2 separate regions of the Homo sapiens genome follow, and region 1 is linked to region 2. A link is an interaction called in ENCODE POLR2A ChIA-PET data of the cell type or tissue named here. Cell type or tissue: PC-9. All regions are shown on one strand. Links, peaks and the distances in the headings refer to the core of each region. The heading gives the core; the rest is flanking DNA.

What was found. ChIA-PET counts read pairs that join two places held together with the same protein. Peaks named below come from ENCODE experiments on the same cell type or tissue, not always from the same donor. Only the 100,000 strongest peaks of a DNase experiment are listed, where the experiment ranks them.
Region 1: POLR2A ChIA-PET joins it to region 2 with 8 read pairs; 2 of 35 experiments call an interaction of 5 or more read pairs at or near these places.

The regions. Positions count from the first base shown.
Region 1 is chr1:153,540,262-153,552,275 of GRCh38, reverse strand. It overlaps S100A4 (S100 calcium binding protein A4), which reads left to right and starts at 6,470. Exons shown (of 3, transcript NM_002961.3): 1 at 6,470-6,523; 2 at 7,467-7,622; 3 at 8,353-8,655. The coding sequence starts at 7,482. The coding sequence ends at 8,517. LOC101928034 (a long non-coding RNA gene) reads right to left here and starts at 6,534. Exons shown (of 3, transcript NR_125947.1): 1 at 6,367-6,534; 2 at 3,161-3,855; 3 at 507-1,033. It overlaps S100A5 (S100 calcium binding protein A5), which reads left to right and starts at 11,342. Exons shown (of 3, transcript NM_001394232.1): 1 at 11,342-11,655. It overlaps S100A3 (S100 calcium binding protein A3), which reads left to right and starts at 3,018. Exons shown (of 3, transcript NM_002960.2): 1 at 3,018-3,095; 2 at 3,786-3,931; 3 at 4,430-4,947. The coding sequence starts at 3,791. The coding sequence ends at 4,594. RefSeq lists enhancers at 1,805-2,366, 6,200-6,389, 6,540-6,589, 6,400-6,980, 6,981-7,561 and 1 more and a silencer at 2,669-2,963. In PC-9, for the core only: no CTCF peak of the experiment used is centred there; a DNase peak (open chromatin) is centred at 7,085; H3K4me3 peaks cover 1,763 bases; H3K27ac peaks cover 2,506 bases.
Region 2 is chr1:153,358,906-153,370,919 of GRCh38, reverse strand. S100A9 (S100 calcium binding protein A9) reads right to left here. Exons shown (of 3, transcript NM_002965.4): 3 at 9,897-10,276. The coding sequence ends at 10,082. Among named protein-coding and RNA genes, the nearest start is that of S100A9, 7.1 kb to the right of the region's middle. In PC-9, for the core only: a CTCF peak has its summit at 5,476; DNase peaks (open chromatin) are centred at 5,469 and 6,549; H3K4me3 peaks cover 1,493 bases; H3K27ac peaks cover 2,501 bases.

The DNA of each region.
Region 1 (12,014 bases), core at 5,429-9,428, 180 kb before region 2:
TTGTTTTGTTTATGGCTATACCCCCAATGCGTCTAAATATTTATACGAAAAATGAATGCCTGCTAGGCCTGCCACTCACTATTACGTGACCCTGGGCAAGTTACCCATCTCTCTCTCTCTTTTTTTTTTTTTGAGACAGTGTCTTGCTCTGTTGCCCAGGCTGGAGTGCAGTGGCACGATCTCAGCTCACTGCAACCTTCGTCTCCTGGGTTCAAGCGATTCTCCTGCCTCAGCCTCCCGAGTAGCTGGGATTACAGGTACGTGCCAATATGCCCAGCTAATTTTTGTATTTTTAGTAGAGATGGGGTTTCACCATGTTGCCAGGCTGGTCTCGAACTCCTGACCTCAGGTGATCTGCTCGCCTTGGCCTCCCAAATTGCTGGTATTATAGGCGTGAGCCACTGCGCCCGGCCTCACCCATCTCTTGATTAACATTTATCAAGCCCTTGCCATGTGCTGGGCACTATTTACTCTATGAACTTTATATGTATTAGCTTATTTAAACCCCGCACAAACCTATGAGGTAGTTACTATTATCACCCTCCATCACTGACAGGTGAGTAAAATGAAGCCCCGAGAGCAGAGGTAGGCTGCTTAAGGGAGGTGGCTGGGGGCAGAGCTGGGATATCATAGGTGGGAATAATTAAGCTCGACCTAGAGCTGAATTAATTGCTGGTGCACTCTGGCCCCCCCTTCTGCTGCGTGACTGTCTCTTGTTCTCTGCCCCCTGCTCCCCATACTTCCATTAAAAAGCCCATATAAAACAGGGCTATGTAGCCCATTATAAAACAGGGCTAATCACAGCTCCTCTTTTCCTTCCCTCCTCTATTGCTCACTCCCCTCCTCAACAGGGCTGAGTCTCCAAGGAGAGGACGGCACAGGCAAGGCTTGGGTGCTGGGGGCCGAGGGCGAGGTCGAAGGTGTCACTGGCGCTCTGGCTGCCTGCACGGGCAGGAAGGCTTCTTTGCCGGCCTGGGAGTCAATCTCCTTCCTCTTTTCCCTCTCACGCTCTTCTAGGTTTTGGGTTCTCTTCCTATAAAACAGGGAGGAGTTTCTCAGGCTCTGGTGTGAGGGAGAGAATAGAGAAGTTACATGAAAGTATGTCTGTTTCTGGTAATATGGTGGTCTGTGCCCACTTCAGCTTAAAAACAACAACAAATGCTGCATAGAATTAAATCTTTTCAAAGCATTGAAGAGACCACAAGGCAGTAAGAAATGAGTAGGCCAAAATCTAAGTCAAAGCAGAATCTGTACTGGGGCCCCCCGTGCCCTGAGGTCATTGGCCAAGCCAAGCCGAACCTGAGCTTTGATCCTGATGGTTTGGGGAGTGAGGAAGACAGAAGTGGAAGCCCAGTTCTCACCCCAAGAGGGGACACAAATGGATGACCCTCCCATGATGCTGAGACCCCAAAAGGCTACACACTCAAGCTAAAAGCCAGAGGAAATCCCATCCTGCCACCCACAAGACTTCAAGGAAAGTTGTTTTGGTGCTGAGCAGAGCAGGGGAAGAAGGAAAACAGCCCTTAAGGAGCTCCAGCCACTGGCCAGCCTTCATGTGACTCTAGCCCAAATTCATTCCCATCACCTGGGGTGGAAGGGCCAGAAATCTCAAGCTTAGACTCTGGAAGTGCCCCTGGGAGGAACACACCTCCTTCCTGTGCCTCAAAGACATCCCACCTGATGATTTCCCCCCTGGGAAGCAAGCAGTTCACAGCCAAAAGCTGGGATCTGGTCAGGCAAGTTCAGACTTCTCGTCTGTAAAGGGGAGGCTTAGCCACGTGCTCTCCAAGTTCTACCCGGAATAGAGATTTGTAGGGGTGCAACCTGAGCGAGGCAGAAGTGTGTCCCCACTTGGTATTCTGGGGGCCTCTGCAGAGTGAAGAGATGGGGCTGTGATGTGATGGATAAGCCAGACTGTCTCCTCCAACTGAGCTGGAAGGACTTGGCAGGAGACTGTCCCCTGTTCCCAACTCTGGGGGAGGGCAGATGGGGAATGAAAGGGGAGTGGTGTCTGAGCCCAGACTGGCCTTTGATGTGTGCGTGGATAGGTGGGCAGGTGGGGCCTGTAATGGGTCTGCTGAGGGATCCCTGAGGGCATCCTCAGTGTTGACCTACTTGTGTCCCCCATAATTGCTTCCTTCCTTTCTTGGGAGGCTACAAATAGTGACGCCCTGTCTCTAAGCTCCTACAGCTGAAACGCCAGCACCAGTGGTGAGTGCCAGCTGCTTGGGTCCTGCCCTGGGTTGAGTGTCAGGGCAGTTTGGGGACCCCCAGTAGCCAGCCTGACTCCTGACCCAGGGTCTGGCATTGGAAGCAGAGAGATGACCACAGGCGGGCCTGACACGGGGAGGGAAGTCAGATATAGTGGACGCAGAGGTTTCCTTACACAGTGAGGGGCTGTTGGGGAAGTTTGGGCAGGGAGGTGTGTAGAGCTAAGGTCTGCCTTGGGGTGGGAGCACTGGGCTCAAGGCTCTGGTCTTCCCCTTGATCAGGCCCCTCACCTGCTCCTTGCCTCCTTGCTTCACCTCTGAGTCTCCTCATTTCTGAGGATCATGGCCCTTTCCTCTCCTGGGAACCTGGACACCTTGCTCTAATCCTGGGGTGTTTACAATGAATTAAATCCTGGCAGTGCTTGGCACTCCCCACTCCCCTTCCCCTACTTTCCTGCCAGCCACAACCATGCCAGCCATTTGCTCCCAGCAGGGGGCCCAGCAGTGGGCAAATCTTCAGGGAGAGTCTTGGCCCTGGCCGCCCTGTGCTGCAGGACTCTTGTCCCGTGGGGGAATCAGGAGTGAGTCACTGGGCTAGCATGGAAAAAACTCTTGCCTTCCTGGCTGCCTTCGGGTTTTCCCAGGCTGGAGGCATCATCCCAGAAGGGCGGTGGAAGGGGACAGTGGAAGTGGGGGGAGGTGAGCAATTCCAGGAAGGGCTTCCCCTCCAATAGAACAGAGTATCCCTATACAGAACCTCCCTGCTCAAAACCCCCAGGGGTCGGGAGGGTAACCTCAGGGGAGGCCAGTCTCAGATTGGTAAACACCCGAACTGGTCAACTCTCAAGAGACCATCTGGTTCAGGTTCCTGACTGGGCCAGCGAGGTGAGATGAACCCCAACTTACAGATCAGGCCCCGCCCCTGAGACCCAGAGAGACAAATGGCTCACCAAGGTTGCACAGCTGGCGACAGGCAGAGAGGATCCCACAAGTTTTTCTTCTGGGTGCAGCTTCCTCGAGTTCAGGGCAGGAGGCAGGGTGAGGGCAGTGGTGGTGAGGCTGTGGGGGCGCCTCTCAGACCTGCCCCTCCCTGCTAAGGCCTAGCTTCTCCAAGGGCTGAGGGCAGAGAAGCACAGGGCCAGGCTCTCCTTGTGCAAGTTCCTGCAGGGAGGGAGGCTTCTAGGGCATCTCATGGGCTGGGGCAGACTGGGACCGAGCCATCCCTGGGTGTTGGGGATAAGAAGAGGTGGCAGATAATCTGAGAGTGCTTAAGGAGCCCCACGGTGGGGTGTGTGGGTGGTGGGGTAGGATGCTGTCTCTCTGAGGAGTTTACAGCGATGTTGGGGCAATGAGACCTCTACATGGGGAAATAACAACAGGACAGCAGGGGGATAAATTAGGAGGGGCTGGTGTGGTCTGGGAGGGCTACTCAGAGGAGGGGGAGACTGCGGGGCCTGAAGCCTGATGGAGGTTAAGATGGGTCTGGGAACAGTCTCTGAGAAACACAGAGGGCAGAGGTGAGCTGGGGGGCTGGCCTGGAACTCTGCTGTGAGCCACACCCTTGTTCTGTGACAGTGAGGATGGCCAGGCCTCTGGAGCAGGCGGTAGCTGCCATCGTGTGCACCTTCCAGGAATACGCAGGGCGCTGTGGGGACAAATACAAGCTCTGCCAGGCGGAGCTCAAGGAGCTGCTGCAGAAGGAGCTGGCCACCTGGACCCCGGTGAGCAGTCAGAGTGTCCGTCCCCTCCTCCTCCGGGGGGAGGCACTGCCTAGACTCTGCAAAGAGAGACCTGGGGACAACAAGCATGAGCACAGGACAGCAAGGGAGGGGGCTGGATTGTGAGGAGGGAGTGGGAGGGGGAGAACTGACACAGCAGAAACCTCAGCTTCCTCATCTGTAAAATGGGATGACAATCATCCCTGCTGCCTTGCAGAGCTGTTGAGAGGACTGAGTGAGAGCACCATGAAGAATGCCTAACACTTGGTAGGCACTCAGTAGCAAATAGTAGGTGCTCGATTAATAATCTGAGAGGACAGATTTGGGAGGGGATTGCAACGAGTGCATTATCAGAGCAGGGAGGTTGAAGTCGGCCCTCAGAAGGGTGTAGTTTGGGGTGGGGTGGGTCCACTTGGGAGAGGAAGGAGGGAGGTGGCGTGTGAGGCTGTTCTGCCCTCCTCATCCTACTCCCTTACCTCTCCCAACCCTTCCCTTGCACAGACTGAGTTTCGGGAATGTGACTACAACAAATTCATGAGTGTTCTGGACACCAACAAGGACTGCGAGGTGGACTTTGTGGAGTATGTGCGCTCACTTGCCTGCCTCTGTCTCTACTGCCACGAGTACTTCAAGGACTGCCCCTCAGAGCCCCCCTGCTCCCAGTAGCCTCTGCTCCAGGGGGTGCGCTGGCTGTCGGGGGCTGGGCATGTCTCCCACACCCCCTCCTACCCTCTCTCCTGTACCCCTTTCAATCTGGACTTGCCCAGGTCTTCTGCGATCAGTTAACCCATTTTACCTAGGAGGCCCAGAGATGTGAGGGCTCCTTCCTCAGGATGCCCAGCGAATGAGGGGTAGAGCCACTCTGGGGCCCAGCCTGCCTGCCGCACCCCTGTGGCCTCCCTTGTGGATGGGAGGAGGCGGGATCTGCTCTGAGGCCCTCGAGGCTCAGCAGAGCGTGCACCAATGAGACCACGATGGGAAAGGGCCTATTTAACTCCTAATAAAAAACTGGCATCAGCTTGGTTTTGTTTGGTTCTTCTCTGAGGACGCGTCTCCTGAGCTCTTTGCTCCTCTCTGGCCTTTTCCACTGCGGGAAGGCAGCTGAGGGCAGGGGCAGGGTGCTCCCTGAGGGAAGTTGCAGACCCTGCAGAAATGCAGTGGCCTCCAGGGTCCAGCAGGAGGGCGTGGGGACAAAACAAGGACCCCTGTCCTCCCTTCCTCTCTCTCTTTCTTTGGGATCTTTGAGAGAGGACTGCCTGAGTTTCCCCTGGGACTCAGTGCTCATGGTTGGAGGAGGGTGGGGCCGTGGGTGCAGTGGGGGTGTTTGTTCCCTGCCTCGGGCTGTGGGAGCCCAGAGAGCAGCACTAATGGGATTAGGGTGTCTGAGGTGTTTCTCCCAGCCAGGAAGGGGTGCTCTGTATGGAGGGGTAAGGGAATAACTTGAGCTAGCCCCTATCCCTGAAGCCGCAGCCCCCTGAGGGCCTTAACCCCCTACTTCTAACCCTCACTGGGTTTGTAGCCCACCCTGAGAGGTTGACCCGAATTATAACTCCCCTATTTCATGCCATTTCACCTCTAACTCTCCACCCCAACCTGGATTCTTCATTCCTGACACTCATCCCAACTTTAAATGGCCCCTCCTGATACCCTCTCCGAACCTGAGATCTATCCGTGAGCCCCCACGCCTCACTGCCACTCCACTCCATCACTACCTCACCCAGGACCTTTCCCACTGACGTTCCTGAGGTGGTCCCAGAGCCTCCTTTGGGTGTGAGCCTGTTCCCCTCCAGATCCCCCCGCCCCGACCCTGAGCCTTACTTGGCATGGCAGACAGTACCGGGCATGGGGATCCCCACCCCAGTTTTTGTTTCTGAATCTTTATTTTTTTAAGAGACAAGGTCCTCTGTGTTGCTCAGGCTGGAGAGCAGTGGCTTGAGCATAGCCAACTGCAGTCTCGAACTCCTGGGCTCAAATGATCCTCCTGTCTCAGCTTCCTGACTAGCTGGGACTACAGGCTACAGCCATGCTGCCCAGCTAATTAAAAAAAAAAATTGTTTTTCCTTTTTATAGAGACAGAAGTCTCTCTATGTTGCCTAGGCTGGTCTTGAACTCCTGGCCTCAGGCGATCCTCCCATCTCCCCCCTAGCTTTTGTGTCACCACATTTCCAGGGCAATCTCCCACCTGTCACCCACCACCCCCTGCATCTCCTTTCCTAGGTCCCCATGGGACTACTCCCTGTCCCCCATGCTCCAGGCACAGGCTGCCCCTTCCTCCACCTCTCTAAAACTCAGGCTGAGCTATGTACACTGGGTGGTGCCCATCTCATCCAGTCCCCTGCTAGTAACCGCTAGGGCTTACCCGTTACCCACGGGTGCCCACCTGGGAACAGGAGGCTTGGTTCCACGGCTGGGCTGGTGGAGGGTGCTGTGGCACTTACCGCATCAGCCCACAGCAGGAAGGCAGTATCCGCTCTCCCCTGTCCCCTGCTATGGGCAGGGCCTGGCTGGGGTATAAATAGGTCAGACCTCTGGGCCGTCCCCATTCTTCCCCTCTCTACAACCCTCTCTCCTCAGCGCTTCTTCTTTCTTGGTTTGGTGAGTTGTGTTGGCCTGACTGGCATGCAAGGGGTGTCAGAGGCCAGGGCTGGGGAAGGAGAAGGGGAGGCTGGTGGGGGCCAGATGTGCTAAAGAGATCCAGATGTGAGATTCTGATGTGGAACTCTGGGTGGATTGTGTGCGTGGGTGTGCATGGCACACACACACATGCACGTAAGACGGAGGAAAAAACAAACAGAAAAGTGAGCAAGTGACTGAATTTGAGCTCTCCAGGTGCTTCTGAGATGTGGGCTTGCACACGCTGTTGCTATAGTACGTGTTGGTATGTATGTGCCTGTGGGTATCTGCACTGGCTCATGTTTGCTGGGTTGCGCACTCGGGAGCAGGAAGCAAAGGAAAGGCAGAAGGCAACTGTGGGCCTTTGTCTGGTGGTGTGCCCCATGAGCCTCTGCCCTGCACGCAGCAGCCCAGCTCGAGAAGGTGCATGGCCTCTGCAGCTTCTCTTCCAACCCTTGCCTCTGCCACCTCACTTTGCCCCTCCCCATGCTGAGAGCTAAGCGGCTGTGCTGGTTTTTTCCACTGCAGGCCCCTGGGCAGGCCTCCAGCAGCCACACCCAGTTCTGGGAGGGAAAAGAATGGCAAGGGCGGGGCCTTTGTGGCTGAGCTGTGGGAGTGGATAGACTGAGTGAGGGGTGGAAAAAATGCTGTTGTTGAGGCAAGGCCTGGGAGGCCCTGGGAGTTTGCTGCCCGAATCTCCAGAGCTTGCGCAGCGGATCTTGCAAATGTTCACTGCCCAGAGCATGTGTTCCCCACTGTGCACACCCTCCCAGCCAGGTGCGGGGGCCCACTGCTCTGGGCTCCCCCAGGGAGGGAGCAGAGTCTCGCCAAGTGCTCCTGGAGGGATGGGAGTGGAGCCTGGCATTCTGAACACATCTCTGAGGGGTGGGATTAATAAGACGGTCTCTGTGCCTCCTGCTCCCAGATCCTGACTGCTGTCATGGCGTGCCCTCTGGAGAAGGCCCTGGATGTGATGGTGTCCACCTTCCACAAGTACTCGGGCAAAGAGGGTGACAAGTTCAAGCTCAACAAGTCAGAACTAAAGGAGCTGCTGACCCGGGAGCTGCCCAGCTTCTTGGGGGTGAGTGGGTAGTGCCTGAGTGAGTCCCCACGTGGGGCATTTCCCACAGAGGAGGGCAGCAGTCTTGCTCTAGAGCATTAGCTACAGAGGGCATCTATCAGTGGGGTGGCTGCCTGGGGTGGAAACACATTGAACACCACCACTCACTGCCTGGCCCCATGCTGAAAGAGGGCTGAGAATGAATGGGTCAGACACTGCCAGGTGCTTTGCACAACTTAACTGAAGGGAAGACTAAGCTCAGAGTGCTAAGTAACTTCCCAAGGTGGTCAGTGTACACAACTGCCATCCGGACCGGGACTGTCTGACTCTTGCCATCACTCCAACAGTGGACACTGTTTGAGTTTCTATTTGGCTTGTAGATGTGAAGACACAGATGTGGAGATGATCACAGGCCTGCAGACGTTCCCTTCAAACAATAACAATGTATATTTGTATCAAACATAACACAGTTTATATATTGTTTTCATGACTATTACTACCTCATGGGATTATTAGAACAACCTTGGGTGAAAATGTAGTGGTCCCGTCATTTTTCCATTGCACCAGGTACTCAGACTTCCTTATCCAAGGAGCACCTTCTCCACCCTAGCTTAGCCTTGAGGGTTGGAGTTCCAAACTGGACCTCCCAAAGGAGCCTCCCTGAACTCTGGTCTGGGAGTAGAAACTGGGTCTGGTCCTGGCTCCACCCACTGGGCTTCTGTTTTCTATCTGTAGCCTCTTCTCCCTCCAGAAAAGGACAGATGAAGCTGCTTTCCAGAAGCTGATGAGCAACTTGGACAGCAACAGGGACAACGAGGTGGACTTCCAAGAGTACTGTGTCTTCCTGTCCTGCATCGCCATGATGTGTAACGAATTCTTTGAAGGCTTCCCAGATAAGCAGCCCAGGAAGAAATGAAAACTCCTCTGATGTGGTTGGGGGGTCTGCCAGCTGGGGCCCTCCCTGTCGCCAGTGGGCACTTTTTTTTTTCCACCCTGGCTCCTTCAGACACGTGCTTGATGCTGAGCAAGTTCAATAAAGATTCTTGGAAGTTTTGAGGCTGATGGTTTGAGAGACTCTGGGGGCGTGGGTTGGGGACTGAGGGATATGTTGTGGGGTGGTGGTGGGGAGAGCTGGGAGTTGAGCTGAAGTTTTATGGACAGCAGACCAGTGAAGTTAGGGGAGGGATGCAGGGTGACTAACAGTGTGTGTGCACAGGCAATAGAGTTCACTCGGTGTGGTCAAAGCCGAGAAGGGGACCCCTCACCACCCCCCTGCCAAGGTTTGGAAGGTCCCAGCTGTGGGATCTCAGCCAGCCCACTTACCCCTCCCACCTCTCTCCAACCTTGCCTCTGGCAGGATCTTGAACCGAGGCTGGAATTGAAGGTCATATCTGTTCCTGGTTGGGGTCTGGAATGGAGTTTGGGTGTCCTGGGAGTAAGTCGGAGGGAAAAGAATAAGGCTGAGTTGCAGGGAGGAAGTATTTAGGCGAGAGTGGGATGGGGAGGAGGGCTGGCACTCAGTGCTGACGTTGACAGTCCAGGCCCTGTCCTGCCACCCACTTCCAGATCATTGGCTTCAAACCACAGGGATGGATTAATCCTTTCCTGTGCGTGGTAGGATCAGGGAGGGCAATGTGGAGGGAGACCCGCTGTTTGCAGCAGCATGAGAATATAGGCATTCTCGAATCCACCGTCTCTGCCATAAAGGTCCCTGGATGAGATCTGTTATCAGTCAGGAATCAAGCTCCTTCAGAGAAGGACAGGGGACCTCAGAAGAGATGAGTGGGGGTCAGTGGCTGGAGTGGGAGTGAGGCAAATGGTGGGAAGGTGACCATAGTTTTGGAGACAAAATTCCACATATATGATCTGACAAATGAAATTGAGATTATTTTCCCCCCAGAAAATATAAGGCATGATATTGCTTCCCCTTAGGTAGGTTCAAGGCCAGTGGCTCCAGGGTGCAGTGGTGGGTTGAGGTTAGACTTCAAGGCCATGTCTGGGTGACTCAGGGATCTTTTAGGAAGAGGTGCATGGAGGTCAGGTGCAGAGGCTGGAGGGCTTTGTCCCACTGACCTCCTCTTGAGGGTCCTCTTTCCTCTCATCACATGGGGCTTTTCTCTCAGGTTTCAGAGGAGTGGGGCAGGTGACTCAGATGTTCCCGCAGGGTTTGAATACAGAGACTTGGGAGGAATTTCAGTTCAGGAGAAAGTCTGCTGCCTTCCGCTGCCCTCTCCATCCACCCTCCCTGGGAGCGCCCTCCCTGGGGCCTCCACCCAGGTCACGCTCTCCTTCAGAGATGCCTACTGCATAGCAACCAATCCCTGCTGCCTCTCCAATCTTGCCAGCTGGGGGTGGGGTGGAGTGGGGAGCAGTGGGGAGGCCCCCCAGGCTGGGGTGGGACTGCAGCAGTGATAGGTACTACACCCTGAGCCCAGGTCTGTTCTTGGACTGGTGGTAGAAGTATGTTGTTCTACTGTGGTAGAACGATGTCTGAGTGTCTCCTGGGATACAGGAAACTCTCCCTGGCCCCTACTTCCTCCTTGACTGCAGCCTGAACCTGAACCCCCCTCCCCAATCCACAACCTCTACCCCAGTGCTGGGCCTTAGCCCTTCGCTGGACACCTTCCCTATTCCTGATTCTCAGTCCTCCATGCCAAGAGTCTCCGACGAGCCTTTCCTGTGAAGAGCAGTGAGGCCTAGAAGAAATCGTTCATTTAAAAGCCCTTTAAAAACCTCTGGGCCCATATTAGCTCATGACCTTGACCATATCCTTCGCAGAAAATATCTTCCTCCACTGATCCCCATCTCAAGGGCTGTCTTCTCTACTCCTGGAGTGGGTGGCAGGATGGGTGGGAGGGGCCCGATGTGGAGAGCTTCCTAGGACACGGGGAGATGGTGCCCTGTGTTTGTCCCACACTTCTGAGGTTTTCTTTCCAGGACAGCCTGGTTTCCCTTCTTCGGCTTATTGTTCCATCAGATTTCAGATTTTGAGTTCTGATTTTTGGTCAGAAGAGTAAAGTTTCTGGGATTGGGGACGTGTGTGCTATGGGAACTCAGTGTGTCCCCAGCCCTTGTTTGTAAACAAGGAAGGTGAGATTGGCAGAAGGGGTTTCTCCCCAGCTCCATCCCGGGAGGCTCTGACGTGGGCATCCTCAAGTCCCCAACAACTTCTCATGGGCCCTTTCTCTCCCCTGGATTCCTAGGGACAGAGATCAGGGAAATAAAGGCAGAAGGCAGTGAGAGGGAGGCTATGCCTGCTGCTTGGATTCTCTGGGCTCACTCCCACAGTGGTAAGTCCTTCCTTCCTATGTCTCTGTTCATCTGATATCTGGTGGGTCACGCTGGATGATGAGGGTGACAAGTGGTGGTGACCTCCACCAAGGAGGCCTGGCCCCACAAGCGGGCATGCGCTCAGGGAGAAGAGGGCAGAGCCTTTGGAATTTCTTGAGAAATGGCTCTGGGGTGGAGGTGGGGGTCTGGACTAGCCAGGATGCTCCTGCAGGTGCACAGAGTCCCTTGCCTTCAACTGTGGTCCCAGCTGAGTCTCCTTGAGGTGGGAGAGGCTGAGGTTTTTGTGGTGGGAGAGGAATGATGGGTCTGGTTCAAGAATGGCAGGGAGGGCTTTGGGCTGGAGGTGAAGACTCTCCACAGATTTAACCTGCAGCCTTCAAGTTCCGTGGGTGTTGCCTCCTTCCTCCCTGAGGGGGAAGTGGTTTTTGAGTCTGAGTCACTTGAGCTCCATCTGTCTCTTCCCTTGGCTGAGGGTGGCTGTGCTATTGGAATCCAGGCCCTTATTCAAGCGTAGCCTCTGGATCCAGGTTTTGGAATGATCCTGGAGATTTCAAGAGGCCCCCTGCCCTCCCTGCCCGCTGACCCGTCTCTGTGTGCACTGCTCTGGGCCAGAGTCTGGAGACCAGCTGGGCCAGCTCAGCTCACCTCCCTGCTGCTCCTTGTTGAGACCCCATCACCCAGTTCCAGCCCAGCCCCCTCTCAGCCCTGGACTCTCTCTTTGCCCTGTCCCCGACTTTAATAATGGGACACTCCTCGATATCAGGTGATTCAGGCACTGGGGGAAAGGCTGGTGAACTGCCTGTGGAAAACCAGTTCCTAAGCTGGAAGAAGCAGAGAGAAAATCGTGACCCTTGATCTGCTCCACCATCTGCCACCAGGGCCTTTTGAGGAGGTCGTCTTCTCATCTTTCTGCCTCAGGCCTACTTTTCAACAACTCCCCAGCAGGAGAGTCTGTGGTCTCCTTTGGGGTCTTGCTGTTCTCCTTGTACCAGCAGCTCCAGAGTTTGTTGTGGGTCTCATTGTAACCTGTACTGATATAGATGGGCGCTCTTGTTAGTGGATTTCAGTCTCATCCTGGGTTCCAGTCTCTTGTTCTTTGAGGGAGGGGCCTCAGAGGTAGGC
Region 2 (12,014 bases), core at 3,757-7,756:
AAGTTAGGTCTGGCACTGATGGGGAGCATGAAATCAGAAGTCAGCCCCAGTCCCTGTTTAGTGGGAACATCAAGATACACACAGAAGAGGCAGCAGGGGCAGAGCCTTGGGCTCTGGTAGACCCTCCCGTGGCTGCTCCCTCTGTAGCGGGATATTTTAAAAAATAAGAGAGACCAATGGGGTTGAGGAGGATATTTATTAATTATTTAGGTGAACCGGTCCAGTTGGATTAACATTCAAAGGACTGAGCCCTGAACTATGAAATCAGCAGAAGTCACTGGAAAGTCATTTCCACCTTCAAAATGTATTGATAATCTGACCACCCCTTGTCACCACCATTATCACCACCCTAGTCCAGCCCCATTCCATTTCTGAAATGATCTAGGGCTTCAGGGTCCAATATGGTTGCCACGATCTATACATGACTACTGAGGACTTGAAACATGGTCATATGTGTGAGATGTACTAGAACTGTAATACACTGGATTTCAATTAATTGAGACATGCGTTACATCATTTCTTACTTTTCAAGGAAAAACACGTTTTATGACTTGAGTTTATTTGTCTAGTGACCTTGCAGCTGCATAGCTAGAGAAACAGGTCTTCATAATGCCTGGGAAAGGAGGAAAGATAAGGCTCACTAGCTACAGAAAAACAGGCAGTTAATTTTTAAAGGACTCCAGCTCTTTCTCCTTCTCAGGGGGAATTGGGTTTTCTTACATACAACTGAGTTTCTGCTTACACATTCTTTAATTTCTTTTAATTCCTGTTCCACCTCTGGATCTTCTTCAGCAGCAGGGGCAGGCCAGGTGGCAAAATTGAAGAATTTTAGAAAGGTTAGATACCCTGCTGGAGGTCAGGCAAGACAGATGTGAGGAAAAGTGGGAAAGGGGGCTTTTTACTGCAGGAGAGTGGGTTTGACTTTCGGCTTATTTACTGTGAAGCCATGTGGAGACAGTGTATGGGAAGCTGGGATTCAGGACAAGTGACAAATGATGAGTCCTGGGCACATGGTCTTGGGGTGAAGCTTTGCTGACCACCCCCATCAAAGGAAACAATTGCAGTTGTGTGGAAAGTGTGCGAGAAAGTAGAAGCCTGTAGATGGGGTTGAGGGGAGAGCCTGAAGATGGGGGTGAAGTGGGATTGGCAGAAAAGGAAGGAATGTGTGACCCAGGGAAGGGAGTCCTGGAATGGCCCAAGCCTGGAAGGCTTCTATCACCAAATGTGAATGAGAATGTGAGAGCATTTGGGGAAAGCCTTCCCTCACTGCATGACCTTGGCCAAATCACTTTGCCTCTCTGGGTCTGTGTTTTCTTTATTTTTGAAGAATTCAAAGGAATTTTAAACATCTATTTTGGAAAGTTTTAGACTAGGTGAATACTCAGGTGTCACCCAGTGTTAGTGCTCTGAGAGACCTCAGTTGGATAGAGGGGAACTTGGTGCAGGGTCTAGAAGGAGAACATCACTTAGTGAGAGGGTAGGAAGGAGGATGTCCCTTGGTGCTAAAGAGTAGCAGTCGAGAGTGTGAGGCTAGAAGTTATGCTTCTGTATTCAAATCCTAGCATTGCCACTTACTAACTGTGAGACCTTGAACAAGTTACTTAGAATCTTTAAACCTCAATTTCCCCATCAGTAGCATGGGGATAACCACAGCACCCCTCTCCCAGAGTTGGTGAGAGGATTAGGTCATCTCCTTTTTTTCCTTTTTTTATTTTTTTATTTTTTGAGATGGAGTCTTGCTCTGTCTCCCAGGCTGGAGTGCAGTGGCGCGATCTTGGCTCACTGCAAGCTCCGCCTCCCGGATTCACGCCATTCTCCTGTCTCAGCCTCCCGAGTAGATGGGTTTACAGGTGCCCGCCACCACACCAGGCTAATTTTTTTGTATTTTTAGTAGAGACGGGGTTTCACCGCGTTAGCCAGGATGGTCTCGATCTCCTGACCTCGTGATCTGCCTGCCTCGGCCTCCCAAAGTGCTGGGATTACAAGCGTAAGCCATGCGACTGGCCAAGATTAGGTCATCTCATAGCACATGGAAAGCACTTGGCACAGTATCTGATGCAGAGTAAGCACTCAACAAACATTAGCAATAACAGTAAGATAATAATTTAGACAGGAGGTAACGATTGTAGCTGACCCACCCTCTGCCACAGCACAATAGGTATAGATTATTTTAAACCAAAGCAGACTGAGGTTATATTTAGGGGTGGCTTGGATAGTTAAAGTTGACCAGTGTAAGATAAGGAACCAAGGGAAGTTATGCAATATCTTCCTCTAAAGGCCTTTGAACTAGACCAAGCTGTTCTGCAAACTAGGCCACTCCCTTGATGCACTTACCTTGATTTGGGACCACTTCTGATATATATAGTAGTATTAGAATCTGTTAAAAAAAAAAACAACAAAAAAACCAACAACTAACCGATGAGAGCAAAAGTCCAGCACATTTGCTATTGTGAAAACATTCACCAGCTGTAATTTTGTTTCCAAATAGCCCACTGAACCACAAATTGAACTTAAATCATGGCTAGAAAAATTTTAAGGGCTGCTAACCTTGGTCAAAATCCATCAGTCAGCGGCACCTAAGGACAATGACAAGGGCCCTTGACTTGGAATCAAATGAGCTTGGTTAGACTCCCAGCTCAACTGCTTGGCTCTGTGAGTTTGGGCGAATGGCTTCCCTTCTCTGAGCCTCAGTTTTTTCATGTATATAGTGTGCTGTTTGCACAAGTGATCTCCAGTCCCTTCATGAATACACAGAGACTAGACCCTGTGACTGTGGCTGGTGTCGTGGAACAAGCAAATGAACACAAGCACTGTTAGATCCACAGAGCCCAGGGATTGGCCCTGTTGCTTCTGGAGGCCCTGTCTCACTGTCACCATCTGTCCACCCCCAGAGGCCCTATTCTCCAGCCACTCTAGAACAGTCTCTAGTTTCTCCACGGCTTTGAAACTTCTTGGGTTTTGCTCCTGCTGTCCTCTTGTTCTCTTTGTCTGAAGTGCCTTTTCATCCCTTCATTCACAAACATTTTTTTGTGTCTGCTCTGTTGCAGACACTAGGCTACCTGGGCCCTTCTCTGGCTCTAGAACACCTGCTTATACACCATGGCCTGACTCAACCGTCACATCCTCCAGGGAGCTCACCTGTTCATATCTTCCTCATGTATTTCCATCAAGAGTAGACTTTAGGCCCCTTCCAATTTGGGGCTGACCTCCCTCTTCTGCTCACTGGCTGCTGCTGGAATGATGAGCCTGACAAAGCTGTCTGGGCAAAGGCATTACTGAGTGATAAAGGACACCAATAACACTCTTTTGGGTGCTATATGTGCAATACTTTGCCCTCAGGAGGATATTTCAGGCAGGCTTCCAGTACACCACAAGCCAAGCCATGCCAGCCTGTGCATCAGGCTCTTGGAGCTCAGGAGAAGGATCTGGGCTCAACAAAATGACTATCAGAAGCCCCTGATGTGAGAATGGCTAGGTCTCATCATTTTGACTTGGCCAACACAAGAAGCCTTTCAAGTTTTAAGATAAAGCAAACTAAAAATCTGGAGGGCAAGAGCCCTTACTTCCTATGTTTCTCTGATTTCTTTTATTGCCTAACACAGCACTGGGCACATGGAAGTGCAATTCTTGCCCTCTGAAAACTCAGCTTGGGCATTAGTCCAAGCAAGCTTTCCTTCTCTCTCCTTCCCTCTACCCCTGCCCCCCGGCTCCCCTCTACCCCCTCCCCCACACCACAGCCAATAAGACGGCAAAAAGTGCCTTCTGTACTCTCTGGGCATCTTGTGCTTATCATCTGCCTTTGCTTGTCTTTTGCCCACAACATTGTATTATAGAGAAAATATCTGGTAATTGTGCCCCCACTGGACTGAGGGCTCTGTGAAGGCAGGGAATCTAGCACACTATTTGACATAAGACCAGGCTCATCAGCCTCCTAACTGGTCCTCATGCTTCTACTCTGGGGTTCTCCAGGCTACCCTCCACACAGCTGCCGAATATTCTCCTCCAGATACATCATATCACATCACCTGCCTGATTAAAACCCTCCAAAGGCTCTCCAATGTGTTTGGGGTGAAATCTTCGTTGAGATGGCTTCTTGTCATCCAGGCCTCATTTCCAGTGTTGCTTCCTTGCCTGGCTGCCGGCCCACAAAGCAGTCCTGTTAGCATGTCCCCTTTATTTTCTTTGTGCAACTCATCACCATCTAAAATGATCTGGGCTATCTATTTCTTGACTTGCCTCTTGTCTGACTCTCCCCTAGACGCAGTTTTGTTGACCCAGCACCTATAACAGTGCTCTGCATTTAGTTCTCACTCAATGAGTATTTGCAGACTGAATAGCTGATGAATGTTGGCTTCTTTGCATGGAGCTGTTTCCTACCAGAGGGAATGAACACCTGGAGTAGAATGCGAGGGCGATGCTTGAGGCAGTGCTGGGAGAGTGGGAGGGCCTGGCAGCAAATGAGCCACACCACAGCGGGTTTGGAGGCCTTGCCCCCGGGGGTGGGCTCCTCTCCCTGGACCCTGGTGATATTTGAAGGCAGCTGTCATGGCTCCCTTGCTTACCTTTTCCAGACTTGATTCCCCAAGACCTTCAACAATTTTCCCTTGTGATTGTCTCCTTTCATTATGAGGAGTAGACTCGAAACTGGGACATCTTGTGTTTTGAGGGAGCCATTTCTGGTTAGATATGACCCGTAGTTACTTCACAAAGGTTAGATATGACCCCTAGTTGCTTCCCTGAAAGCACTCAGCCACATAGAACTGCATTTTACCACAGAGGACAGGAGGGCAGAAGGCAGTAAGTGAGAAAAAGCTCAGGGAGAGGATGTAGAAAAGGTAAAGAGAGAAAGAGAGGGGGCAAATCAAGAGGGAAAAGGTTGGGGGAGAGGCAGGGGAGAGGAGGGAGGATCAGACTCCAAGTCAAGGCGGGGGATGCTGAAGGTGCGGGCTGCATGCTGGAATCCTGCTGCCCCTGCCGCCCCTGCTGGTGGCCACCCTCCTCTTCCTCTTCACCTCGGGTCTTGGCAACAAACCCCTTCCTCACTGTACAGTCTGCATGCAGCAATTTTGGGTACGTGGGCAAGAGTGGGAGAACTCATGCAGAAAAGGAAAGCCTAGATGTAGTTGTTTTGAGCCAGCACCAATAGCGGTGCTCTGTGTTTAGTTGGGACTCTGCATTCCGTGGGACACTCAGGATGGAGGCCAGCTGGCTGTCGCTCAGGGGCTCCCTTTCCCTGTCTCCTGTGTCTGGGAGTGGATCTCTGAAGACAGGGGTGATCTAATCATCCAGGGACTGATTGTCGTCTTAGGATAGAGAAACTGTTTCAGGTCAGAGCCCCAAGGGGCAATAGGACTTGAGAAACCAGTTGTTTCAGTCCTGCTGTCACTTTGGTAATTGGAGTGTCAAAATCCATGACACGGGGCTTTCTAAAATATATGTTTTAAGCAACTGCCGGAAGAGGGGGCAGTGCATTGGGGTTGGATTATGGAGCTTACTTCAGGGCAGGGCTGCATCAGGGTTGTGTAAGGTTGGCTCACCGGGCTGGTGAAAGCTGAGATCTTCCTTCCTGGAAAGGTCTTGGCAAACAGCATGAAATGATCTTATTTATCATGTTGCAGTCACACCTCTCCTAATTGAGGTGAAGCTTGGGGTAGTTTGAGGCTCTAGCTTTACTTTTTCTGAGAAGCACCGCTTGGACTCTTAAGTGCTCACCTGGGCTCTTGCAACAGACTCCCCACAGGCCATGTGCCTGGGGTCTCATTCCCACCCCAAACCCATCCCATAAAACACAGATAGAGAAACTTCTATGAAATGCAAATGTGATTATATCATTGCCCTCCCTGAAGCCTTCGGGGCTCTGCCCCTGTTCTGCTGAATGGAGTGTGAGTTCCTTGGCCTGGTACCTATCCTGTTCTCATCTGTCTCTCTTACCTCTCCCTGCCACGCCCCCAGTGCTCCTCATTCGCCCTCAAACCCCACGCCTGCCCATTTCCAGGCCTTTGCATACATGGTCTCCTGAAGCACCTTCATGTTTATCCCGGGATGTCTCCAGGTACCAGCCTTGATGTCACACTGATACTTACCCCTCCATGGAGATGGCCCCAGTGAAGGGCATCATTCCCACCTCAAAGTCCCACCGAGCTACATCCCACCGAAATCTTTTAGCTGGACCTCCCTGGCCTCTCATTTTCCACATCAGATTAATTTGAGGAGCTGTCTTGTCTCCCTGCAGGCCCGAGAACTCTTTGACAACATGGACAAGCTTTATTTATCATGAAGGCCCCTCAGCATTATACTGTGCCTGACACATAGTAAGTCTGCAGTTAATGTCTGTTGAGTGAATGAAGGGACATACAAGTGAGTGGACAAGTGAATTCATTTCTCCCCCAAGTTCTGGAGCCATCCCACCACCACCCAGGCCCCAGACCACATTCAGAGCACTGTGAAGTGTCTGGGAAGAGTTTAGCAGCTTAGACTACTTCTGATCCTTCCTCATTCCTCCCAGGAAGGCATCTAGCAGTTCAGGTTCCACTGCTAACACCAGCCTGGAGGGCAACTCATTGTTGCAGGAATTGTTGGATAGTCATCTGAAGACAGGTTGTCTCTGATTCTTTAGTCACCATGGTGCTGGGAAAGTCCCCAAAGGTCATGTTTCCCCAAAGGACTCATTAATCACAGAGATAGCTACTGATTTCCACTTGGAGTGGGAATCTTAACCTTGACATGGACATGGACATGCTTGCTCTCTCTATCTGAGAAAAGAAGCCCACTCTGCTCTACTCAGCAGAATGAGGTTTTTTTTTTTTTTTTTTTTTTTGAAATGAAAGAGGCTAATGGGAATGAAGAGGTTAAGTCACCTTGATGAGTTCTGTTCAACTACGTTTAAAGAAAATTCCGCAGGGTGCAAGTGGCTTGTTGTCAGACCTTCCCCCAGGGTCTGAAACAATTGCCTACATGCAGACTGAGTTACTAGAGACAAGGTAAATGGAAGAATCCTTGTTACCTGAGGAGGTCTCTGGGTCATCCTGCCACTCAGCTGCTCTGCTCTCTGCCAGCCCCAGGTCTCCAGACAGCTGGCACCCCCAACCCCAGTTCCTGAGAGCCACTCCTACCTCACACCCACATTCGAGCAAAGCACCCATTTCTGCTCTAGAACCATCCTATCTTCACTTTGTGGATGAACAAGTGGATGGTCCATGCTGGGATCTTGAATGTGGGGGAAAATCAGCTATAGTCCCTGCTTTCAGGGGTTCATAGTCTTGGCAAATGAGTATTTGCCATTCAGTATTTGAAGTGCAATGGTGGAATTGTCAGAGTTCTGTGGGCCTGGAGGAGGAAGTCCCTATCTTCTTGAGAAGGGTGGATGGTGAGGAAGCAGTAACACTTGTTCCAAGGCTTGATGGATCCTAAGGGACTTACAAGAGACACCAGGATGGAGCACAGCATTTTTGGTGCAAAGGTGAAGAGGCTGGAGAAAGCCTGGATGTAATTTAGGGAAGGCGTTTTGAAGAAGTGGAGGAATAAACATGTGGATGGGAGGATGGATGATAAGGGGTTAGATTTGTTCTGTGTCCTCAAAGGGGAGGAAAAGTAGGACTAATGCTGGGTGGGCATGAGGAGATGGATTTCAGCTCAGTATAATGAGGGACATTCCAAGTGTCACTCCCAAAGGGGGAAACTCTCCTTTCCTGGAGGAATTCAGGCAGGGTTGGTTCAGTCACTTGGCAGGGATGTTGGCAAGAATCACTCTAGAGTGTGGGTGGGGCAGATTGGATTAAGTCCATAGTTTTCACACTTTTTTCAAGACAAATCTCTTCCTTCAAATCAAATTGGTCTGATTGAACAGGGGGTGGAGGGGCCCTCCGATTCCATCAACTTGCTGCTCCTTACCTTCAGGTTTGAGATTCTGTAATGCTAATGCAGAAGCCTTCCATTTGCAGGTTTTGATCTCCTCTTGCTTTTTTTTCTCCACATCATCCCTTGAGAAGAGAGCATAGAACACGTGAGAAACCTAGGCCATTATACAGGCAATATTTGCTGAGAACCTTCTATGTAGCAGCCACTACTCTAGGTGCTGAGAATAAATCAGAAAAAAAAAACAGATGGACTTTGCTCTCTTGGAGTTATCAGTCTGGAGGGGTAGGCAGAGTCATAAACATATTTAGGCACATTGTGATAAGTAGTGGTGGGCAGAGGGCCTAGGGGGAGCACTTACCACCCTACTGGAAGCATCTGGTCTAAGGCCCTCCAATCCCCAGGATGCTTCTCTCTCCTCATTACCAAGCTGTGTTCAGAAGGGAGTGAAGACAGTGACTCCTCCCTGGATGTGAGCATGGGAGCAGAAGGGCTGTCAGAAAATGAGTGTCCCCAGCTGTCAGGTCTCCAAGTCAGGCACAGAAGGGACTGAGGAGGGCTTCTAGACTCTGCTGCCTAAGCTCTCAGCCTGAGACAGTTCCTGGAAACATCCTCATACCCTCGAGTGGGAGCCCTTAAAACCCTGCACCCAGAGCGGAGCCCCCAGGCCCTTAAAGCAGGAGTCTGCAACAGGCAGGTTGGGGGCACAACCATAGCCAGGCTGTGAGGGGAGGGCTGAAATCCAACACTGGCAGCTCTATATCTTCCTGCTCTGCACTGGGGAAGGGGCTGGGGAGGTGCAGCCAGTGGGGCAGATATGATTCAAGCTACTTTTCGTACTGCATTATTTTGAGCAACTCTGTCATTTGTGTGACTTTGGACTAGTCTCTTCTCCATATTACACCTCGGTTTCTTCACTTATGAAAAGGGAGAGTAGGTGACTGCTAGTCTTCCCAGCTTCCCCAGATCCTAATTCTGTGAGTCTTCTTTCTGCTGAAAGGACAGGGGTCAGAGGACCTTGATCTGGACTCTGGTTTTTGGAAGGCCAAACCCCACTGGTTATAACCTAGGAAAGGGACTTTATAGCCAAAGGGCAGGAAGATGGCAGAGGAGTCCCTGAACTGAGCACTTGGATCTGGGGCAGCTTGAAGGGGGAGCTGCAGCAGTAGCCCTGAGGCAGCTAGGGCCAGGCCTGGTAGTAGGCTTTGCAGAGAGAAGCAGATACTTGTGCTGGGCCCAGCTCTCAGCTACCCACCAGAAAGGACAGCTGGCCCTCAAAGCTTAAAATCAGAATCTTCAGACCCCCAGGCTCTCTGGACCCAGAGCACAGACTCCTCCTGGTAGTCACGGAGTCTTTTAGCTGCAGAGCCCGGACTGGAGCTCATTTCTTCACTCTGCCATTCTGTTGAGACCAGGGTGGGCATAGGGCTAAGCTCTCAGACTCCCACTTGTGTGAGCACTCCCGTTGATTAGGGTGGCAGGTCTGTTAAGAGAGATCCAATTGCTCTCTTGGATCCAGAAAAAGTGTGAGAGTAAACACACCGGATCTGTCCTTGTTTCCACTGCCTGGGTGCCAGTATTCCTCCCCAGACATGGCACTATCTAGGTCCATTTCTGGAAGACTTTCAGAGGAATAGAATTCTGTTAGGAGAGAGAGAGGGCTGTGTAGACAGTGATGGGTGAAGACAGGCTTGGGGCTGGTTGGTGAGGTAGCAGGCATATCAAGGGGTAGAGATATGCCTTTTTGCTTTCTACAGTGTACAGTGACAAGGGCCATTTGTCAGGCTGGACAGGCTGGACAGGGTGTCTGAGATGGGGCAGGGAGCCTGGGATCTGAACAGTGGGGCCTGAAGTCAGAGGTGAGGACATGGTCAGGGAGGTGAGCCCAAGGGGCCCAGCACAGACCCATGTTTTGCTGCTTCTCATTTTGTTAATACTGAATGAGGGGGCTGAGTCACAGATAAGGACAGGGCTGTCTAATGCCCAGAGCCCTGGGAAGGCAGGGTTGGAGAAGAGGTGGAAGAAGCACACAGAGCACTGACTTGGAGGAAGAGACTTTATTTGGCCCCAGCCCCTAGCCCCACAGCCAAGACAGTTTGACATAACAGGCCCCGGGGCCCTGGTTGGGTAGAGGCAGGGTGGCCTGGCCTCCTGATTAGTGGCTGTGGCCGTGGCCACCATGACTGTGGCCGTGGCCGTGGCCACTGTGATCTTGGCCACTGTGGTCTTAGGGGGTGCCCTCCCCGAGGCCTGGCTTATGGTGGTGGCCAGGGCCCTCGTCACCCTCGTGCATCTTCTCGTGGGAGGCCCAGGTTAGCCTCGCCATCAGCATGATGAACTCCTCGAAGCTCAGCTGCTTGTCTGCATTTGTGTCCAGGTCCTCCATGATGTGTTCTATGACCTTTTCATTCTTATTCTCCTTCTGCGGGTGGGGAGAGAAGGCTGTGAGAGCTGGGTGTGGCCAGAGGTGGGGACTGGGAGCACAGTAAATGACCAGCTGGCAAATGTACAAGGGAAGCCTCACCCTGGGGCTGGATTTAAAAATTAAAAATGACCATAGGCTGAGTGCGCACAATGGAGCAGACACTGAGCACATACCAAACGCTCTCCAGTTTATTCCCTCCATGACCCTGTGACTTGGGTGCTGATTCTCTATTTATAGAAGAGGAAGCTGAGTTCCAGGGTCTTGCCCTGGTCATGGCATGAGTAAGCCTGGAAATGTCACCTCATTTGGTCCTTATAACAACTTTAACAGCTAGGAATGGTATCTTCCTGGAGGAAGACTTGAAACCAGTCCTAGAGAGGGTCATTAGTTTTCACAGCTTGACTATTGAGGGCATGCAAATTCAGATCTGACTTAGAGGCCAGTTCCACTCTGCTACCCCTCTGCACTTCACTCCTTCCCCTGCCCTCCCTTCCCTTCCCTCTGGAGGTTACCAATTAGTGAAACTTATTTCAACCAATACAACGGGGAAACACCTAGAAAAACTAGGTGTGGGCAGGGGAGATGGAGGGTCAGAGAGCAGAGTATGTGCTCCGCTGACCTCAAGGGTGTGATAAAGTATAAAAGGGGAGATGGTCGGACAGGGTGGCTCATGCTTGTAATCCCAGCACTTTGGGAGGCCGAGGCAGGCAGATCACCTAAGGTCAAGAGTTCGAGACCAGCCTGACCAACATGGAGAAACCTTGTCTCTACAAAAAATAACAAAATTAGCCAGGCATGGTGGTGCATGCCTGTAATCCCAGCTATTCTGGAGGCTGAAGCAGGAGAATCGCTTGAACCCAGGAGGTGGAGGTTGTGGTGAGCCGAGATTGTGCCGTTGCACTCCAGCCTGGGCAATAAGAGCGAAACTCTGTCTCAAAAAAAAAAAAAAAAAAAAAAAAAGGAGAGACATCAGGGGAGGTGGAAGACCCAGACCCAGGCGGGGTCCAAGAGAGCACTGGTTGGTTCCAGCTCTGCCACCCTCTGGCTGAGTCACCTCGCTAAGTCCCCTCCCAGAACCTGTGGGGTACCCAGCCAATGCGAGCACTCTCCTGTGCAGCCCATCCATGAGGCTCTGCTTCCTTTCCCACAGCATCGCTTTGCTTCTGGTGGGGGATGTCAGGTGGGGGGTGAAGCGGGCATAGGGGGTCACATGGAGGATAGTTTTGCCATGCGGCCTCTCTGCTGGGCCCTTTCTTGCCTACCCCACCCAGCATCCTGCCTGCCTGAGGCCTCCACCTATGGAGAGCTGTCAGGGCCCCTAACTCTGAAGGCTGCAATTCTCCACCTTACCAAGGCGGAGGGAGGGGCACTGGGAGGGCTGGGGACCTACCCCAGGATGTCTGGCTCCGGGACTGGAACTGAGACTGAGACCCATGTGTTCCACCCTTCTTAATGCAGGCCTCTGTTTCCCGACTTTCCCCAAATTTGAAAAGAAAACAAAAAGGCTGTTGGAAGTGCTCAGCCTTTTTCTTAGAACTGCCTAATCATTTTTGGAGCGGGGGAAAAACCTCCCAGTTCCCTGAGTGCTGTGCAGGTGCTCTCCATGTGCTCTTTATGCATTCATTTTCCACCGCAGACCCTTAGGATTAGAAAAGCCCCCAAGTCTTCCACCCCAAGTTCCCGCCTGAGGCTTAGGGTCTCCTCAGCTTTGTGCCAAGTGTCATCCTCAGGGGCT